2 separate regions of the Mus musculus genome follow, and region 1 is linked to region 2. A link is a loop called in an ENCODE intact Hi-C map of the cell type or tissue named here. Cell type or tissue: heart. All regions are shown on one strand.

Evidence for each region. Hi-C counts contacts between places; a loop is a spot of excess contacts. Peaks named below come from ENCODE experiments on the same cell type or tissue, not always from the same donor. Only the 100,000 strongest peaks of a DNase experiment are listed, where the experiment ranks them.
Region 1: it touches region 2 in a loop (4-fold over the local background); 3 of 42 quality-filtered maps call a loop at or near these places.

The regions. Positions count from the first base shown.
Region 1 is chr11:65,205,711-65,213,710 of GRCm38, reverse strand. All of the region lies in intron 5 of Myocd (myocardin), which reads left to right. Among named protein-coding and RNA genes, the nearest start is that of Arhgap44, 47 kb to the right of the region's middle. RefSeq lists an enhancer at 3,254-4,856. In heart, a CTCF peak has its summit at 1,167 (motif pointing left); a DNase peak (open chromatin) is centred at 4,170; H3K27ac peaks cover 5,367 bases.
Region 2 is chr11:65,362,652-65,370,651 of GRCm38, reverse strand. No RefSeq gene overlaps it. Among named protein-coding and RNA genes, the nearest start is that of Gm12295, 79 kb to the right of the region's middle. In heart, no CTCF peak of the experiment used is centred here; a DNase peak (open chromatin) is centred at 3,681; H3K4me3 peaks cover 537 bases; H3K27ac peaks cover 5,273 bases.

The DNA.
Region 1 (8,000 bases), 160 kb after region 2:
ACACACGCACACACGCACACACCACAAAAAATAGCTAGATGCTGAAGACTTACTTAACAATCATCAGGAGCCCACCAATAACTTACACTGAGTTCCAACTGAGTCCTGAAGGAAGGGAGCCAGGGGCAGTAATGGAAAAAAAGTTGGTTAAATTCCAAAAACAGCTTATAGTGTGACTTCCAAGTAGAGGAGTCTCAAACCTTAGTTCTTCTCAATTAAGCACACTGATAGAACCATTTTTTAAATTCCATAACTAGAGAAGACATATTTTTTCTGTTTATTTTTGTTTATCTATTTACTATCTATTTATCACCTAATTATCACCTATCTACCATCTATCTACCATCTATCTATCTATCTATCTATCTATCTATCTATCTATCTATCTATCATCTATCTATCCATCCATCCATCCATCTATCTATCTATCTATCTATCTATCTATCTATCTATCCATCCATCCATCCATCCATCCATCCATCCATCCAACTATCTTAGCTTTTTTTTTTTAAGACAGGGTTTCTCTGTGTAGCCCTGAACAGTCCTGTGTAGCTGTGCTAGAACTTGCTCTGTAGATCAGGTTGCCCTTGAACTCAGAAATCCACCTGCCTCTGTCTCCTGAGTGCTAGAATTAAAGGTGTAGGCCACTACTGTCGAGGTGACAAACATAATCTTTGAGGGATTAAAAAAAATAGGTAATGGTTATCACAGGAAGTTTGGTTCTGGTGAGCCACGAGTGAGTGAGTGAGTGTGTGTGTGTGTGTGTGTGTGTGTGTGTGTGTGTGTGTGTGTGTGTGCAGGATCAGGTTATGTTTGCAGACTGGGTCATATCTTTGGTGTGAAGTGGGCTTGTGAGAGACAGGGGAGGTCAGAACTCCATTGGAAGACTGATAGGCTTGTTTTTAAGAGCTGATGAGCTGGAAATAAGTCCTGCATTTGAGTGTATGAAAAGAGAGTCTGATATGGCCAGCATTGAATGCTCATTGATTACCCTGTGACACATGGGTTTCTCTCTTGAGCAAAGTTAATGATGTCACTGCTCATTAAGGCAGGAATACAGTGGAGAAGTGAGGTGGGAAAAGTGACAAATTCTTGTTCTAACTGCTGACTGTGAGGGGCCCATCAATAATGCAAAACCAGACACTCAGCATCACCCTCTGGTGGCTCTTAGTTCAGAAGAAAGCACACACAAGCAAATCTTCAACACATATGGGAATCTAAACTGATGGACTACATAAGATTGCCTTTCCATGCATGCATTTCTTCCTAATAGCTATTGACTCTCTTCTAATGTGCCAGACTCCACTGGAAACACTCCATCAATGATCAGAACTTGCAAGTGTGTTAACTATCATAGTCAAAGCTGCTAAGTGTGTTAGCAGTTCAGGATATGGCAAGCGATGCATAGAAAGAGCAGAGAAATAAACTCGGGACTATTGTATGGTAGGGAATCTGTGCAGAATAAACAAGGGATAGCTGAAGAAGACAGCTACAGATATATTTGTTTTAGTTTAAGAAAATCCCAGAAGTGGGTGCCAGCAGACAATAGAACACGTGTCCCTCCATCCCTGTGCCCCCTTCTGAGCTTATGGGCCTCACAAGCAAATGGCCATACACTAGGAAATATCACAAGGCTGCCTGGAGTCCAGCTGTAGAAACAGCAGCTAGAGCCCTCACAGCAGCAGAGATGACCCAGCCATTCTCTGGCCCATTACTCCTGGGGACCACATTCCCTCTGTGGCAAGGCGGGGATGAGCTTGTGTGGTGTTTTCTGTCAGCCCCACAGCCTCTGTGTATTTCCTCTTCTTCGTGCACGTGCCGTTCCAGTTGTGTTTATACATTGTGGTTCTCTCTCCAGCTGTGTTTCTATGTTCCTCCCAGACTTGAGAGGCCTACTGGGACGTTGTCTCCCTCCCTCCAGGATTAATCAAAGCCTAAGATAGAATGATCTAGAACCTTTCTTAACACAAGCAAGGACATTTTGACAGTGAGCCTTCCCGCCTGGGCTTTTCCTACCACAGACTTTTCTTTCTTATTGGATGCCAGCTACTGATCCCCTGCCTGACTTGTGAGTGTCTTCTCTGAATATGGTTTTAGAGACTCCAGCTGGTCTCATTCTCATCTCTCTGGAATGGCATACTGTACAGGAAGACAAAGCTCAGGCTCTTGCGGCCACCACTCAGAGGACATCTGGTTGCCTATCATCCTTTTGTGAAAAACTTCATCATGTCAGGACATGGCTTATAACCAACATGATATTCATGGGACTGATAACTTCTCTACAGAATGCAGAATGGCCTTGTTATGTTTATGAGTGGTCGTTATTACTCAGATGTTCCTCAGTACTGAGAGCCCTGGGTTCTTCTCACATGTAAATAGTTTCTAATCACATGATCATTAAACAGTTTCTTCACAGGATGCCAGTATCCCTTAGCTCCAGAGGAAGCAGGGTTTTGTCCATAGGTTTGACTCCTGGCTTGAGGCAAACCAAACCCAGCTGGATTCCTCAAAGAGTGGGAGGACCCTGAGCTCCAGCTACAACTGAAAGGTTTCTAACCTTGTCTTTGGACTGGACCAGGTTTTCCATCTAAGTCAGCACTTCAGTTTCCATTCAACCAGTGTTTTAGAATATGTAGCTCTGTTGTCAAAAATAAATTCATTTTATCACCATAACCTTTAAATATAGAAACCAATGTGTGACCCACCAAGGCCATCCATTTCCAGCTGTCATGTATCTGAAGGCCTCTTTATTCAACATATCTTGGTCTGTGACCCACAGGCTTTACCTCAAAATCAACCTCTTCAGCTCACTCAGAACCCGGTCCATGTTCAGAGACCAAGGAGTTTTGACACTGATCATGCATTTTAAAGGCAGATATACAATAACAATGGCCCTGTGCCAGATGGTAGGGTTGTTTGCCTTGGCATGCCTTACTTTCTCACGGACAAAATTCTACCATTCCACAATGAGAAATCACTTCCAAAGTACAAACGATCCTTAGGGGAAAGAAATCCACCATGGCATGTATGTCAAATGTTTTTCTGAAGAAAAACTCTGGGAAAAGTAGGGTAGGATTCTAAAATGGGGGAGCTGGCAGATTTGGGGGAGAAAGGGTGGGTGCTGAGGGAAGAAAGTGGCCCTCCGATTCTGCAGGGCTGCCTGGTGACCTGAATGCCATCAGTCCTGCGGAACCCACCTCAGTACTGCTGAGAGATGGGCAGTTGGAGTTGAGGATATCTTGCAAGATCCCTGTGGGGTAGCAGGAGGTATTGACAGGTGACACAGGGACATTGAGTGGCTGTCCCATAAGGGAAGAAGGAGACCAGGGGAGTATATCATGTTCATACTGGATAATATTCTTTGACTCTAGTATTTGACCTCTAGAACTGACACGTAATACATATACATAGTAGCTAGCACTTCTGATTTATGAAGATCTGGTCAAGAGACACAAGAGGAGTTTCTGAGGTGTCACAGATCTGAGGAAAGGGAACCCTGGGTACCAGTTCACATCCATTTTATAATGAAGACTACTGATGTCCTTTGAGAGAAGTTGAGTTCTCTCAAGTAGAGGAACCACCAGGCCATAGACTATAGTATATTGTTGGATCTCATCAAGTCTCCTTGACAACAGGCAAGATTAAACAACATCTACATCTATGTGAATGACCTGTGGCACTCACCCTTGGAAAACAGATATTGCTTCATTTTCATTCTGAAGAATGTTAGGGATGGTCAGTCAGTCTGTCCCCAAATAAAAACAGCTCCCCTGCCCTTCAGGACACTAACTTGGAGGTAGAACATCAGGCGGTGCCCTCTCCCATTGCGCCCGACCCTTCCTTCATAGCCCTGGGTGCAGGTTCTAGGGAGAGAGTAACTAGGCCTCCAATTATCTCATTTAATCTTGGAATGTTAAACGTGCGTACACAGGAAAGTACAGCTGACTCATTCATCTAATCACTTCCAGGGAATGGGGGAGTTGAGGTCCCAAGGGGGCAGTGCCAAGAGCCAGTCCTGTGGGCATAGCCGGAGGATGATGTCAGGGCTTCTCAGAGCAGGTCCTTGTCATCACACTGCCTGACGTGTCTGGAGGGACAATAGCCAGCACTCTGCTCTCCAGCAGCTCCCAGCCAGCCTCTTGTCGTGGGAGATTGGAGCAGAGGCCCAGGGTCACAATGCAGTGCAATCAATGTGAATGTTCCACAGGGACACAGATAAGGTGACCAGAAGGTGACCTGTGTCCCTCTCTGCAGCAGCGTGGCTTGAACCAGCAAAGAGGGTGGCCTGCCCTGAACAAAGTTTCTCCTTACCCTAGGAAAGCTGACTCCTTGTTTTCCCAGAATGAGCCTCTCTGGACAAAAGAGTTTCCTCACCGTGGAGTTGCACTGGGCCTTTAAGAGGCTGACCACAAAATAAACTGCTTCCGGGGTGGTCCTTTTGTTTTTGATAATGGTAAACTTGAGAATGGCAGATGCTTCTAAACAAAAACAGTATCAGCCACCAGAATAGCTAGACATGACTGAAAAGTTCACGTCAGGCCGTGACTCGGTGCTGTGGGGATATTATTTCCTGAAACCTAGAGTGGTAGGTCCATTCATTATTCCCACTTTACAGAGGGGGAAACTGAGGCCCTCTGAAGTAATAGAACCAAGAAAAGAAAAGTGCCCCAAGTGTTTCCAACTCTAGAACCCATGAGGGCCTTAAGCGTCTTGTGAAAGTAGGTGGTGGTGGTGGTGGTGGTGGTGGTGGTGGTGGTGGTGGTGGTGGTGGTGGCGGCGGCAGCTCTGAGGGATTCCTCTGTAAGCCTGAAGAATTGCTGTGTGAAGGCTCCCTGTCCCTCCCTTCCTCTTCTGCCCAGAGAGTGACAAACCCAAACAACTTGCAACCCTGAAGGTGATGAAACTGGGGTGGCCCATATGATGGCACAGTCCTTAGTGGTCCTCAAATGTACCTGTTGGCAGAATCTGAGCTGGCCACATCATGTTGTCTGGGTACCAGACATCCATACCATCTGGGGCTGTGGCACTCACCCTGCTCCTTTGTGTGGATGTGAACAAGTTCTGAGTGCTCTGTTTCATGTACTTGTGACTTGTGGCTTAAGCGGGGAAACTCTGAGTTGGTAGGTTTGATGGTATAGGATGTGGATTCTAGAATAATTCTCTCCTCTAGCTAGTAGAGTTTCTTCTTTCCCTCACTACACCAATTCTGTTTATCGGTCCCTCTTGTGTCTCTTCCTCTCTCCACCACCATCCAAGTCCCTGCACCCTTCTGTTGTCCTGCCCATAGCTGACAGTCATTTCAGGTTCCACCCAAGCCCCCTCCTCTCCGGGAGTTCTTAGACAACTTTACATCACCAGCTCTTCTGTCTAACTGCTGTGGACACTCTCCAGGCCACATTTCTTTGACAGATTCTCTTATTATCCCAGGGAGATACACACACAACCTCTCTCCCTACTTTCAGCCTCTTTACCATATCTTATCTGATCACCTCTGCCCCTCTTGAAGTGTGAAAGGTGCAAGTGGAAGAAATAGCTGAGGACCTGCTCCCTTCAGACTTTAGGGGAAAAAATAGAACTGATTACAGAAAGTTGTTCCTCCATACCCACAGGGGCTTAGTGCCAGGATCCCTCACAGATGACATGCTCGGGATTCTCGAGTCCCTCCTGTGAAACGAAATACTATTCGCACATGATCCACGCTCATTCTCCCTTTATGTCAATCACCTATCTACTAGCTGCCATGCTTAATTCCACACAAACACTGTGTAATGCTATATGTACTGCAAGGGGAAGGGGGTAATAGCAAAAACAACGCCTGTAGATGTTCAGAACAGAAGCAATTTTGTCGGTCCTAGTCAATGCCAAGAATGTGGAACCTATAGACAGCAAGCTGATACCATCTATTCCCTTATTCTAGTGACCTGGCTTGAGGTCACCACTTGCCAGCGGGCAGTGCGTCAGGTCAATGGGGGCATCTTCAGTGTATGTGTACCGAGGCAGATCCTTTGCTTCCCTAGTGTGTTCTCCACCCTCCAACCGAGGCAGGCTGATGATTCTCCCTTAAATAACAAGTGGCTCCTCCCAAGGGCTTCGTGGCTAACAGGGAGGGTGGTTGGTTTAGCCACCTTCTTCTGTAAAGTGACTCTGGGGGTCCAAAGGCTGGGAATCCACTCCCAGTTCTGTCATGAAACAGTTGTAGAAAACAGAACTTTCCATATCCTCACCAGCCAGAGTGGAGAAAATGCTTGGCTCCCCATGGCTGTTTGAAAGCTCACAAATCTGCTTTATTCTAGTTGGCTCTGTTAGAGAAATCTGCGCCCTCCTCTCCCTTCCTCTTCCCCCTCCCCCTCCCCCTCTCTCGGTCTCTCTGTCTCTCATGCTCCCTTTGTCCTCCTCTTCCTGCTCCTTCTCTTCTTCCTCCTCCTCTTCTATTCCTTCCATTACACATAATTGCATCATTGTAGGATACAAAAAAACAAAAACAAAACAAAACAAAACAAAAAACCCACCATTCTTCTTCTTTCTCCCTGATTCTTCTAACATTCCTATCCACATGTTAGAATGTGGGACAATTTCACAATTCAGTTCATTTCTCCCTAATTTTTGCACATTCGGGATGCCATATTCTAGTTAAGTTATGGACACCTCTTTGTCACATGAAACATCAGACCACATAAAGAAGACCCAATCCCTTCATCATGAAAGAAATGGGAAGAGGCATGAGACAATGAGCTTCTCGGGGTGTTCTGGTGGGCAGAGAATACGGTGCTCCTGAGGGGCTGGTAGGATCACATGCAGGTGTGCAGCATCGGCTCAGGGCGTGAGCCAGCAGACCTCAGAGGCATGCTGTGGTCTCCCAGGTGGATTTCAACAGGGATAAAAACTAAATATAGGCATTACTTGTGACTAAAACTCCAATGATGTTTTTGAATGGGCTGAGTCGGCAACATATCCATACGTTCTCGGAAACAGCCAGGAGGAGCTTCTCTAGGAGGTCTCACGCGTCAGTTCTCCCGAGAAAGGAAAATGTACAAAGTCAGACTTGATGTAGGAACCTGACTCGCAGAGACCGCAGAGCTTAGATTGTTCTGAAAACAGTGTATGAACTAACTCCAGATTCCTGAATGGGGGAGGGGGGTGTTTGGGAGAAGAGTCTAAGAGATAGAAGAGAGACACTGGGTTTCAGTGAAAAGGTTGGCCCCTATCCAGTGAGTTTTTCTAACCGAAGGAAAACAGTTTTCTGACACAATGATGAAAAACTACTAATGCTTACTTATTTAGGTTAATAAATGGTTTCTGTAATTCTCTGCACTTTTTTAACATTTCCTATTTTTATTTTATTTTTGAGGACATTTAATTATATTTCTTTCTTCCTTTTCCTCCCTCCAAACCCTTCCCCAGCCTCCTTCAAATCCATGACCTCTTTTTTCACTAACTGTATTCAAATATGTATACACATAGAATCTGCTGTCTGTGGTAGTCTGTGTATATGTTTCCAGGGACAACCATTTGGCACCGGATATTTTGTGTGTGTGTGCTAAAATGTGTAAGAATGGGTTGGGGTTATTGTTTAATGGTAGAACAATTTCCTAGCATGCACAAAGACCCTACCCAGATTTAATCTCCAATTCCTAGCATGCACATATACACATATACCTCAAAGTACAAGTATTAATTTTAAGTGTTCCCACTAATACAATGGAACACTATACAATTATTTTTTTAAATGAGGATAGTCATGGGGGGAGGGGAGAGGGATGGAGTAAAATATGATTTTCAGTGTTGGGAATTGAACCCATGGCTTTCTACATACTAGGCCAGCACTATCACTGAGCTATACCCCCAACTCTTGATTAGTATGCTATACCCAGTCCAATCTATTTAAAACTTCATTTTGCATTTATCTTTCTGAATCCATATAGTTAAATCTAAAAGAGACCACTGACTTCCACTGTGAGGTGAAATATGTACATTAGGTATTTTTATGCTACATAAATTTT
Region 2 (8,000 bases):
TCTGTGTAAGGCAAGGCATCTGCAAGCCCAGCAATGCAGAGCAGTAGATGGGCACCTGCCCAGGGACAGGCATGAGCCCAACAGGCATGCTTTATACTCAGAGACATATGAAACCTTGGAGAGTGCCAAACCATGTATGTACACATACATTACACTTTTCCCCAGGCACAGCTATCTATAAGAAAGACTAATTTATGACTTATATAAAGCGATGGGTCAGCAACAACAAAACGGAACAATCATACCAACATACTCTAATAAAATGTCTACGACTATGGTCTGCCTGCCTCTCACTCTCATGACAGGTGTCATAGGCACAGACACTGGGATATTGCCGCAGTTCATCTGAGAACAAAGCAGGCGGTAAGTGCCTAACAGGAGGGTAGCGTATACACTGTGAACACGCTGACCAGAGGACGAGTCACGGCATCGGCATGGGAATCTGCTACTTAACATCTAAGTACTGTTCCTTTCTGTTATTTTCCATTTAGTATTTCCGACTGAAATTTACCCTGGGTGTCTGAAGCTGTGGTAACTGGAGCTGCTGGAATAGGGGTGAGACTATCACGGTAGCCATGTGTGGTCTATCTTCACGTTTGACAGGTTGCCTGAGTCCTGATTAAAACCAAGGCGCTCTTGGATTTTTATGTCATGGCCGAACAGTGGGTGGTTGCATGCGACTTAGGTCATGACCTGGCTCCTCACTTAGCATGACCACACTCCACCCATAAGGTGAAGACGACAAATCAGGATGCTGTGACTTTTTCCTCTCCCGTGGTTTACAGGAGGCTTAGATAAGTTAAGATGTTTGGAACAGGAACAGTTAAATGAAAATGTATTGTACCGTTATTGGCTACAGTGTTCCAGCCGACGGCTGCATACAGCAGGGCACACTTGGATATTGAGCAGCTGCCTGATTTGAGGCAATGACTCTGTCATTCTCTCCCTTTCTCTCTAACTGATCAACTCCCATAGAGTCAGGTGGACGAGACTGAGAGCTTCCGGTGTTGGGTGATGATGTGAGCTGGTTTTCTGAAATATGAAATCCAACTCCATACATCCTCTTCTCACTTCTGCGAGATGCTCAGTTTTTCTCTTTGTCACCCTGTCTCGGACAGTTCACACAGACTTGGTTTACCATACCACCATTCCCATGGTGTTGTGCCGATGCCACAGCTCATCCTCTGGTCAGCGTGTTCACAGTGTATATGCTACCCACCTGTTAGGCACTCCTTGCCAGCTTTGTTCTCAGATGGACTGTTCCACCATTCTACCTAGCAGGAGTCTCCGGCTAAAACTGGACCATGTGTCAATTCTTACGCCCACCCCCTGCTCATCTCCAAAGCCTGGAGTCCTGTGGTCTGTCTGAGGCTGCCACTGAGTCTCACCTTTTGTTGTTGTTGTAGAGGACATGGACTGGGTTTTCCATGTCAATATTTCTCTAGATGGAGATGCCAGACTCTCTCAACATTTCCAAAATGTTCTATTGCTTCCTGAGAGGCCATCCATAATAGCTACATCCCTTCTAGGAAAGAGCAGTCTTTCTGTACCTCTCATCTCCTTTTGTTTCAGCATTGCAGGGATGGTACCCTCCATCCCCATTGTTCTCTCTTGGTCTTCCAACATCTGAACAATCAAGTCCCAGGTTAGATCTTGCTTGTTTGGAATACTAGTGTACTTTCTATCTTCCTGACTGTATGCTGACTGACAAAAACGTTAGAAGTCCTCAATCATGGGGTACAATGCTCCCACTGATGGTCTCGTCCTCCCTCACAAGATCTCATATGGGAAGAGACCTCTGTGAGTATCATTACATCATATAAGACAGCTGGCTTCTGCCATTTGGGCTCCATGGCATGAACACATGTGCCACTTTCAAAAGCCAGCATGGGTATGTCCGAGGATGTTCAGCTCTGATTAATAGCAAGTCTCAGTCACTTCCACAGATAAAGCCATGCATGCACTGTGATATGTGATAAAACGTGCATTTTAACAGAAGTACTTAAAGTTCCACCCAAAATATAAAAGATAGACAATGATGAACACATGCATGTGTGTAGAACACGTACATCATTACACTCCTGGTTCTATCAGTTCTTCTACTTCACAATTATCTACATTTGCCTTTTCACATATATAAGGCTAGCAAGTAGAAAATCAGGGAACCAGCCAAGCAGGACTGTTTGTATCCCTAGCAATGTTTCTACAGGGATCAGGAAGCAGAGCCCCCAAGCATCACTGCATTTGGGAAGTTTACAAAATAGGCTCAAGGGTCTCACTGGACCGCCTGCTCTACCTGCTTGGCTTGGAAGATCCAGGAACGTGTTTCCAGGTTCCTTGAAGCCTCCCCCATCCAGCTGCCTGATAGGCTCCCCCAGGTATGGAGCTGCCCCCCGACCTGGGGCAGAGTTCAGCCCCCGGTTAGGACTCCTGGGCTTCTCTTTCCTTCTTGGACTTTCCCCTCCCCTGAAGAAGAAAGTTATTTTCAAGCCTCCATCTGTTTTGTGTTTAACGTGCAGAAAGGTTGCACATTTTCAGGGACCTTGTTCATAAGCAGTAGATTGTACAACAGTTTATTACACAAGTGGAGGGTTTTATGGCTGGCCTTTGTTGAGCTGCCAACTGGGAGAGAGAACATAATGTGCTTAGCCGTCCCTATCAGGAAAAATGAGAGAGTATTACATACCAGTCAAATCGCTGCACATCGAGAAGCTGGTAACCAAGCCCAGAACCCCTGGAGCACAGCTGGTGGGGAGGGGTTTGCTCATTAATAGGATTTTTTACATCCATAATTTTTCTTCAAGTCACTTATGTCACAGGACGGGGTCCTGAATTGCATAAGACATGTATTAATGGCAGAATGAAGGTTCCATCAAGATAATATTTTAAATCTGACCCTTGTCAATACAAGGTATCAAACTAGACTCTGGAAAAAGCAGGGGCTAGGGGGTGTGCATGTGTGTATGTGCATGGTGTGTGTGTGTGTGTGTGTGTGTGTGTGTGTGGTATATGCTTGGTGTGCATATGTGTGATGTATAGGGTGTGTATATATGTGATATGTGTTTGGTTGTATGTATAGGGTATGTATAAATGTGTGTATTGTGGCATGTATGTATATGTGTCTGTGTGTATATGTATGCAGTGACTGTATTTATGGGTACCCAATTTTAATTACATCAAAATGTTGAGAGCATCAGTTATGTCAACGTACTTCAGACTTACTAAGCTTCACCCCCACCTAAGACTGTACCTTATGTGGTCCTAGGAGAGACTGCTTCTCAGTAGCGCTTTGCTCCCAGCTAGAAAGTGAGCTGACCCTGCTGGGATGCTGTGTTTCCGAACAATTCCACTGTAACAGACCCCTGCTAATGGAGTCTCATGAAAGCTACTTTCCCCAATTCAGACTGTCCCATAGAGACTTAAGGTATGGACCCTGGAAGTGTTCTTGTCTAAAAGTGCTCAGTAAAGACTCCACCCCGTGAGAAGAGATGGAGTGCAATCTCAGAGTGGGCAGAGGTGTCGTTAAGTTCTGCAGGCAATTCTGGTTCAGGCGGGCAGGCCCACAGCCACATTTTACTGGTCGAGAACAGGGAGCTTGGAGCACTGGCTGTCCACAAGAAGTGACTCACGGCATTAAATCTCCTTTCCAGTGAGGGTTTTCTCTCCAGTCTCCTGCAGCTATAACTTCCTGTCCTAACTTCTAACCCTTCACTGTGAAAGCAGCATTCCAGAACCAAACCAAGCCTTGACTTGGCATGCACCCAGATACACCACAACTACTATCAGAAGCAGCAACAGGGTGTCCCCAGGAACACAAAAGTGGCCCAGTGGACCACAGGAGAAAGTTAAAAGTAGTCAAAAGACTCCCTCTCTCCTTGCTCCAGCTGGTTCACAGAGAAGGGAGTTGGGAAATGAGCCCGGGCCTGAGAGAATTCTAGCTGGTTCTCACTAGGAGCTGTCCTGAGAAGCCTGTTGGTTTAGTGCAGTGGTTCTCAACCTTCCTAATGCTGTGACCCTTTAATACAGTTCTGAATGTTGTGGTGACCCCCCTCCCCCCATCTATAAAGTTATTTTTGTTGCTACTTCATAACTGTAATTTTGCTACTATTAGGAATCATGATGTAAATAACTGTGGGGTTTTTATGTTTGTTTGGTTGGTTTGTTTTTGGTTTTGTTTTTGTTTTTTGATAGTCTTAGGCTACCCCCATGAAAAGGTCATTTGACCTTCAAGGGGGGGTCACCACCCCCAGGCTGAGAACCACTGGTTCAGACAAAGCAATCTGAGTGTGTGCCTGTCTTCTGACTCACATGAATGGCTCCTGCATCTCTTCACAGAGTGTTCCACATTGGACTTTAAATTCTATGACTCCCTTCCTCTGTATCAGCTCTACAGAGAATGCTCTACACACTGTCATTGAAAGTTTCTCTCTCAGGCTGACAATCCCAAGGCGTCTAACCATGCTGAGTCTGAGACTGATAAACAACACACTGTATCTGATAGACAGCTAATACCCCAGGGAGGGCATTGGTCAGTAGCCTTGGGCATCTCAGCCTAATCACCCTTGCTTTAATGCCACTTAAATCAGAGTGTAAGCACTGAAGGAATTTGAGGAATTCAATGATATAAATTGTATTTTTAGAGCTGTGAATGACGCGAGCCAGTAAGACGGTGTGGGTACTAAAGATAGCACTCACTGGTTTTCCCAGGATTTATCACAGACAGGTTCACAGCAGGTTGAGATGGCTGCGGTGACATCCGTGCTGGCACGTTTTTATGAGCAACCATTCGTAACGAACGTACTTGCCACAAAGCATAATTTCCATGACACCAAGCTGATTCACAGGCAGTTTTCTTTCTGCACAACAACACGGCTGAAGGACGGCTTGGTGGAGGCAGACTCCGTTTCCTAAGGGCTTATCCCAAGTTAGAGTTCAGAGGGAAGGGAATAGAACGCGACTTGTCCACCAAACAAAATGTAAGTACATCCTCACAAGACACTCTCTCTTGTAGAAGAATAAAGATTCATTATAGGACAGGGTGGGCTGTGCCTCAGAGAGTTGGCCTTTATAGGTAATACTTCTTACAATTAATACTAATACAATGCTTTTTTTCCCCCTTTATTTACTTCCTACTTGTCTGCTAAGGCTCCTTTGTTTTTAATTATCACTAAAAAAAGCAATTTTTCTACTCTGTACTTAAAGGCTATAGCATGTGGATAGCTAAAAAATAAAAAAAAGTAGCCTCATAGCTTTATTGAATAGACTAGAATCAATGACCATGGCTACTCAGAGGCCCCACTCTCAGCTGTGTAAAAAATACAACTTGCCTTATTTCTCTGTAACTCTCTTTAATTTCTACATTGAATTCCAATTTGGCTTAGTTATGGAGATATAATCTTAGTTAAATAGGAGGATGTCCTCATCTAAACCCTAGGGACAGGGACGACATAAGATGCTATCACCTCCCACCTTGTCTGGTAGCTGTCTTGCTGTCCCACCCAGGGTGACTGGACCATGGAGCAGGTGGTGAGAGGGGCGGCATCCTTCCCAAAGATGCTTCTCTGGCCCTTCTTCTTCTGTGATTTGAAGAGTCTGGCCTGGAGCAAAAGGCTTCCAGCTTCTCATCTAATCTTTTACATCTTTGGTTTATGACCACACAACCTGGGATTTGGGACTCAATAGCTAAAAATATGCCTCCTTTGGTAGCTGGATTTTGTTGGTTTTCTTTTCTTTCGTGTTTAACAGAGGCCTCATTGACTAATGGAGGAAAAACCACAAGAAATACCAGAGAAAACATATGGATATATGTCTCCTAAGAGAAGGCTCACTTCTCTGCACAGAAAAACTCTGTGGAGATGACTAGAAAGTAGCCATTGCACTCCAGGGTGGCCAGTCTTTACACAAGAATTCAAAGCCAAACCCACATTTCCTGGCATTGCTTCTCCTTTCTATGCCTCAGGTTCCTCATCTAGAGAACAGGATGGGGTAATATATGTGTTCCATAAGGTCATATGTGTATAAAGTTGTCGATGAACTAATTATATAATTATTATCAGCATTGCAGCACACTTCTGGCCCTTAAAGCCATCATCACCTTAAAGACACTGGTGACTGTGATTTCATTAGCATGACACACAGAAGATCACAGACAGAGAAGGTGAACATGTCACATCCAGGGTTCCCAGGGCAAAGCAAAAGTGACTGGTCTGAAGTGTGAGAAAAAGCCAAATTTCCTAGAGATGGTGGCTTCTGGTCCCACCTGAATCAGATTACAGAAATGGCACGGGGAATCTTAAGAAGGACTCAGCCAACCCCAGTAAGTGAAGTGTGAGGTGGTGGCTGTAGCCACAAGTGGGAGACGGGTGAAAGCTTCCAGTCCACACATACTGCAGGGCTGGAGATGGAGGGGCAGGATGAGCAGAAAGGACGAGCAAGGCCAGCAACCAGTGTAGGACCGAATCATTGGAGCAGGCAACACAGGTGAAGCCTATCCTGAGATGGGATGCCAGTTTGAACATTTGCTAGGGGAGGAGCCACCTCTGGGAGCAGAGACAGAAAGGGAATATTGGGGGAGGGAGACTAGCTCACTAATCCCACTGCTACACAAGTCTCATTCTGTGTCATGCTGGTGGGTGGACATGAGGGTGGGAATTTGAGGATTTGAGGCCTAGAGCCAGTGTCTTAGTCAGGGTTTCTATTCCTGCACAAACATCACAACCAAGAAGCAAATTGGGGAGGAAAGGGTTTATTCAGCTAAAACTTCCACGTTGCTGTTCATCACCAAAGGAAGTCAGGACTGGAACTCAAGCAGGTCAGGAAGCAGGGGCTGATGCAGAGGCCATGGAGGGATGTTACTTACTGGCTTGCTTCCCCTGGCTTGCTCAGCTTGCTCTCTTATAGAACCCAAGACTCCCAGCCCAGAGATGATACCACCCACAAGGCGCCTTTCTCCCTTGATCACTAATTGAGAAAATGCCCCACAGGTGGATCTCATGGAGGCCCTTCCCCAACTGAAGCTCCTTTCACTGTGATAAATCCAGCCTGTGTCAAGTTGACACACAAAACTGGCCAGTACAAGCCGCTCTGGTCTATACCATTCTCAAGCTGCAATCAGCTGGGATGAATGGGTCTGGTGAGGCAGGGAAAGGGATGTCACATACAGGAGACAGGAGTTCAGGACTACAGAGAAGTCAGTGACCAAGTCATCCCTCAACTCTCTGCAAGAGGCAGTGGCACTAAATAGGGACAGCTTCATGTGAGTCAAGTCACATGAAGGTGGGTATGGAGCCAGAGACACGTCACTGTGGGCTGCCTTTGCCATTTTCCAGATGTAAATCGGCTTGCTGACTCTTCCCAAGCACCAATTTCTTTGAGAAAGATGGAGACTATAAGAGAATATTCCTCATCTGATTATTTTGAAAATTAAAGTTAGTTGTTTATTAACTCATCATGGTCCACTCACCATTACAAAACACTGTGAGACCTTCATCGTTGCGACGGTGGGATCTTGGGGCTTTATGAGACTGGAGCTGCTAAGTGAGTGATGAACACCTAGACTATAGATCCCTCTCCACTTAGAAAAGTGGCTGTGTTTTTTGTTCTCATGTATACTTTTTGTTTTTAAACAAAATGAAATGTTCTATGCTTCTGGACGCTGATGACGGTAATGTTCTCAATTATCATTGGACCAGAGCTGAAGTATAGTTCAGAGGTGGAGTGTTCTCCACATGCAGTAACCTTGAACAAGGTGGGCCCAGTAACACATTAGTCAGAGTAGCTGAACTAGACCAAGGGTTGGGTGGTGGCGGTCAGGCTCTGGGGTGGGGCACAGCCAGTCTTGGTTGCACATTCATCTGGATTCATTAGTTCTTGAGTTAGAGAGTAATAGGTTTAGAGAGGATGGTTTGGTAACGGGAACAGAATGGTACCACTTTCTCATATGTGGATACCAAGCATCTCATTGATTGAACAGACTTAAGATTTATCCCTCATGTAACAGT